Linked DNA regions of Mus musculus: region 1 is linked to region 2. The links are chromatin loops, found by intact Hi-C in ENCODE. Cell type or tissue: left cerebral cortex. All regions are shown on one strand. Links, peaks and the distances in the headings refer to the core of each region. The heading gives the core; the rest is flanking DNA.

The links. Hi-C counts contacts between places; a loop is a spot of excess contacts. Peaks named below come from ENCODE experiments on the same cell type or tissue, not always from the same donor. Only the 100,000 strongest peaks of a DNase experiment are listed, where the experiment ranks them.
Region 1: a loop joins it to region 2, with 7 times the contacts of the local background. A loop is called at or near these places in 16 of 42 quality-filtered maps.

Annotation. Positions count from the first base shown.
Region 1 is chr2:68,348,192-68,351,111 of GRCm38, forward strand. All of the region lies in intron 10 of Stk39 (serine/threonine kinase 39), which reads right to left. Among named protein-coding and RNA genes, the nearest start is that of Stk39, 120 kb to the right of the region's middle. In left cerebral cortex, for the core only: a CTCF peak has its summit at 1,538 (motif pointing left); DNase peaks (open chromatin) are centred at 950, 1,529, 1,974 and 2,177; H3K4me3 peaks cover 1,282 bases; H3K27ac peaks cover 1,358 bases.
Region 2 is chr2:66,960,938-66,963,857 of GRCm38, forward strand. No RefSeq gene overlaps it. Among named protein-coding and RNA genes, the nearest start is that of Scn7a, 180 kb to the left of the region's middle. In left cerebral cortex, for the core only: a CTCF peak has its summit at 1,361 (motif pointing right); a DNase peak (open chromatin) is centred at 1,365.

The sequences.
Region 1 (2,920 bases), core at 126-2,625, 1.4 Mb after region 2:
TCAGAGGCTGCACCGCGGCAAAGTCGAAGGGCGGGAACTCAGCTTGACACAGAGTATGACAGAACCGGGGTCTCGGGGTCACAGGGCCATGGAGCTGCAGTCACAGGGCCAGGGTGGTACAGACTAAGACCATGGAGCAGCTGGGGCTTCGGGAGACATGAGAAAGCCTCACCCAGCCACCCTGGAGCTACAGCAATAGTGAGTGGCTTTTGTCTTCGTTAACAAAACACCTGACAGAAACAACTGTGGAGAGAGGGATCGATTTTTGGATCACAGTTAACGGGGACACGGTCCTTCATTCGTGGTGGGGAAGGCATGGCTGTGCAGAAGCTAAAGCCAGAAGCCTGTTACAGTTCTAGAGGTTGGGAAGCAAAAAGCTCAGGCTGGAAAGGGGATGGGTTCCTACCCCCAAAACCCAGCCAACATTCAGCTTCTCCCCCCAGCTAGTCCTTTTCTCCAGACCTTCCAACTACGACCTCCTGCTGCCATGCAAATGTCCAAACAAAACATGACCGCGTGAAGACACTGCGCGTTAAAGTGCAGCTTGGTTGAGGGGCAGCTTTCTGAACCAGGGAGAGGACCAGCAGAGAGCCCTCGTGGGAAACACGTGCGAATTTCCCAGGTTCTATTTCCCGGTGCCAAACTCTGTAAGGCAATAAACCCACCAGTGGCTGAGGTGGGCACGGTGGAAACAGAGCCCAGAGGGATGAAGGAACCATTCGCGGCCCTGCCCTCCCTGTGCTGCAGGTCTCATCCTGGAAGCAGCACGAAGATTCCAAGTAGGAAGCTGTGAACTGGGAGTCAGGTACAGAGGCTGGCGAACTGTGGGCGGGAGGTGGGATGCAAGCAGGGATAAAGGCTCTCCATCAGCAAACATACGCAGCCTATCCTGGAAAACACAGCCATGTACATACAAATCCTTGGGAAAGCTGAGCAAGTCTGTCAAAGGCAAACGGGAAGCGCTGACTGCACACGAACATACCGCCCTCAAGCACGTGGCTGCCGTGCAACACAGCCAATGATTCCGCCCAAGTGTTTCCAGGACAGAATGCTGACAGTTCTTGGCAGTTTAAAACCAGCGTCTCTTACTTCAGAATTCTTATCGCTGTTTCCAAATCTCCAAAATGGATCCCCAAACCTCCCATACCTAACAAAGCTCAGTGTCTTGAAAAGTCACCTCAATCTAAAAGGCACAGGCTTTCCCTCCAAGTGAGGATCAGAGAAAAACAAACAAAAAAACCAACCAAACAAAAAACACACAGCATAGCAAACCCAGGGAGAGGGGAAAAATTTAACAATAAAATGTTTGGGGGTTGTTTTGTTTTCTCTTGCTTGGTCGTCTGCACGGAAAGTAATATTCTGTGATGCTTTTGCCCTGCTGCTGCCTCTGCCCTCACCTCTGTCAAATTCACACGCAGCACAAATACTGAGCAAAAGGACACAATCGACAGCAGCGAGATTGTTTTTATACAACAGTCAGCGATTCCGAGGGTCAGGACTGAAATGAACTATTCTGACAGCGCCCCCTAGTGGGAGAAGGCACTGCTCCCACCAAAGGAAGTCTTTTAAACTGACCTTACACTTAAGAAGGAATGAGAGTCTCTGCGTCTTCGCTGTCCCCGGAAGACCTGCCCCAGACACTGTACCTGCCGAACAGTAGCCCTAACATTTATGAGAGGTAACACCTCCACCATCCTCTCTAGGAGCATGTGGTCCCTCAATGGTACACCAACACACGCAGTTGCTTCTGTAGGAGGAGAGTTAAGAAACACACGAGTTAAGAGGACTGCAGCCCCGAGCCTATCTGATGCACCTGCGTATCCCAGATACCTCTGTTGTCAACGTTACACAACCTAGAATCACCTGAAAAGAGGAAGCCTCAACTAAATCATTGCCTTCAGACTCACCTGTGGCCATGTCTGAGCGAAACGGTCGTCACTGATGATTGACATGGGGAGGCCCGCCCACTCTGGGCAGCACCATCCCTGGGCACATGGATGAAGGCAGTGGACCTGGACTGTGTAAGAAACAAGCTGGCTGAACATGATCCAGGTAACCCAGTAAGCAGTGTTTCCTTACGGTTTCTATTTCAATTCCTGCCCTGACTTCCCTCAGAGATAGACCGTTACCCGGACGTATAAGCTGAAATAAACCCTCTCTTCCAAGGTTGCTTCCTGTCACAATGCTTAGCGCACGTGGCAGCTGGAATCGAGTCTGGCTCACTTCTCCTCCTCCTTCGGAGTTAGTTAGCACACACTTGGAGTCCCTTCTGCCTCTGTTCACCCAGCACTAAGGTGTCTCGGAAACCAAAGAACTGCCTGAAAATAGCCTGATACTACTAAACTGTATTAATTGAATCACGAAATCCTGGAAGCACTCCAATCTATCTCCCAAACTTAAGACTCTTGGTTTTCACATGAATTGCGTCTATTACATTTCTTTGATTTGTTAAAGAAAATGTAACACAGATTTAAAATCTTTAATTCAAAATAAAAGTGGCAAGTACTTAGATCATCACCCTTCAATTACCTGTCCTATAAAAGAGCAGCCACCTGACTAACCGGATTACCTCAGTCAGCTTCTGCTCCAGGGCTGCGGCTTCCACACGCCTAACCTTCCCTTGGGGTCCTCTAAAGGCAACTGCTGCCCTCTACTGGGAAAACATGGAACAAAGCTAAAAACCACCTCATTTCTTCTGGTTTCAACACCTGACTGAACTGAGATGGCACGAGGGAGGAAGACAGCTTTGCAGAAGCTTAAAAGTCGTTTCCTGCTTTTCTCAACTACAGAACCTAAACGGTAAGAGGCTGAGAAGTTGGCTTTGGAGCCACCTAGTCAGGATGCTGGCTGCAGTCAAGGCCCAGAGTTCTGGATCTCAACTTAGAGTCTGAAAACTGAGGCGAATATTGATGGTCTTGAA
Region 2 (2,920 bases), core at 123-2,622:
TAAAAAGGACAATTACAAAAGAATCAAAAGTAGTTTAAACATAAATTCAAATTTTTGACCTGGTGTGTGTGTGTGTGTGTGTGTGTGTGTGTGTGTGTGTGTGTATTAAATATACATCACAGCTCCTGAATCAAATGGCTTAGACTCCTACTCTAAGGTGCTATGCCTCAAACTTAAGACTATGGACTCTATACACTTATAGTCACTACCAATTAGTTGGACTTTTGAAAGAATTTCTTGTATGCATTTGAACAAAGGTATTTTCTTAGTTGAAATTAAGTGTGTTAAGAGTCTTCCGAGATTAATTTGGTTTTATTACAAATAATTAATATAGTGACTAAAATTCCACTAAGACCATTGTGATTTCCTACCGTTTAATTTTGTATTCTTCATGTAAAAATTAACCCTACCAATTCATTCTTTATCTATATTAATTCAGTAACACTGAGGAAAGATAATTCATTTAATAATATTTTAAATGTCCTCTAATGGACACTTTATATAAGAGCAAAATTTCACAGATTTATTTTACCTTGTAGTTATAAGGAATGCCAAAGAGAAATTATTGCAATTATGACTAAATTTTATGAGTGTCTAACCAACAACTTAATTACAGCAACTCTAGTACGAAAATACAGTTAAATGCAATATATCAGTATATTCTGGGAATATTATGAAGATATAATCTTTGCTTTGCTTGTGACATTCCCTCAAAATAAATTACATAAATTCTAAAATTTAACATGACAATATAAAGTGTCAAACATTTTGATATATCGACAAAATATTAATTATTACATTAATTTTTCCAGTATACTGCTACATAAGAACTGCACTATTGCAAACACCTGTAAAATGAAGAATATTTTTTCATTTTTAATTGACTATTTTATTTATTTACATTTCAAATGTTATCCCCCTTCCCAGTTTTCTGTTCACAAGCCCCCTATTCCCTGCTTCTGTAAGGGTGCTCCCCCACCTACCCACCCACTCCTGCCTGAGTGACCTAGTGTTCCCCTATCCTGGGCCATCAAACCTCCACAGGACCTAGGGGCCCCCCTCTCAGTGATGCCAGATAAGGCAATCCTCTGCTACATATCCAGCTGGAGCCATGGGTGCCCCCCACCCCCACCCCGTACTCTTTGGTTGGTGGTTTAGTCCCTGGGAGCTATGGGGGTTCTGGTTCGTTGATATTGTTGTTCTTCCTATGGGGTTGCAAACCCATTCCGCTCCTAGAGTCCTTAAAATGTTAGCCAGTATCGATATTTATTTTCCATATAAATGTCTGTACAAACTTTTTGTAAGATAAACACCTTTCCCCATTTTCTTTTTGCTGCTTCACATATTACCAGCAGAGGGCAGCAACGCATAGACCGTGACACCTTGTTAGAGAGCAAGAATATCAGGGTAATCTGATCCAGTTTGAGTGTGGCTTGTGTGGCAGGTGACAGTTCTTTTGTACAGGTTGCTTAAGATTAAATATAGAGGGTCCGAGAGGCTCAAGAAACTCTATTTATTCTACCTATTTTGAGCTACCGCTGTTAGGCTTCATAATCATTGCAGGTGTAGAGAAAAAGATCACTTAGGCTCTTCTTGCAGCGAAAATACAGCCTATTGAGTAAACAGTTTGAAATTTAAACTGAGTTTCTAAAAGTAAGGAAGATGAAGGATATAGGCATGTTTTGTTTTATTTTAATTTGGGTATGTGTTCAGGTTATTGCTATGCTAGAATCATAGTATAATATGCCAGAATCATCACTTCCTGTGCGATGGGATTATACATTTAAAAAATGGCAGCTATGCTTAACAATCAATGCAAACAGGGCAATCTGTGTCGTGAATCAGTCTTCCTTTCTCCCTCCCTCCCTCCCTCCCTGCCTCCCTCTCTCCTTTCTTTCTTTCCTTCTTTCTTTCTTTCTTTCTTTCTTTCTTTCTTTCTCTCTCTCTCTCTCTCTCTCTCTCTCTCTCTCTCTCTCTCTCTCTCTCTCTCTTACTTCTCTGCTCCTTCTCAATGTCTTTAGCCTTTATCTTTTGTCATCACAGACACTAACCAATCGAAATCCTATCATTGTGGCACTCTATCAACGTCAAACTGGGCCAATCTCAGAAGAATCTACTGTTCGTTCACCCGGTGAAGGTATGTGAGTTTGTTCTGTGTGACAATAAAGGATGCTCAACAAAGTCAGGTGTATTGTTTTAGTGGAAGAGATATTGCACTGAATCATACAAGCAGCATCCACAGCTGTAGGGATTTTTCTACCCCTCTAACTTAGAAAATATTCATTATCTTAAGTTTGACAGTTGCAATAAGCTGAAAAAGGTAACAGGCAGAGGAAACAAGACTTTTTTCCCTCCTGTCATTAATACAAACAGGTTCAGTGTATGTCAAGAACAGCAAATCCAGTAAAAGCATCTTTAGGAATGTTCTCTTATCAGTCTATTCCTCAGACCACAGGACTAACAAAAAGTCTAGTTATGAGACAACTGCATTACAAATAGAAATCTTCTTTATAGTCTTCATCTAGTGAGAGCTCTTGAGGTCTGCTAAGAAATTTGGTAGACAAAGAACAACATGATGTTTTCTCACCAAAAACAGCTTTTATTAACCTCCTGGTGTTTGGCTCAGAGGGTTGTGATTATGATCCTGCTGACAACAGCCACCATCTGAGTAATGTTTTGACTCAAGTCAGGAAAGGCTGCAGGCAGGGAGGGTTTATACTGTTGAGGAAACAGCCAGAGAATTATCAAGAGGAAACCTGTGTTCTCCTCCGCTGTCTGCTGGTGATGTTACCTAACTAAGCAAATACCTGGTGACTTTCTGCTATGGGCTTCATAATGAACTAATTATCTCAGGTACATGGAGCGATGCATTGGAGGATTCACCTGCCCTTCAGGATCCTTGTTGTAGAGAGAAAGCTTA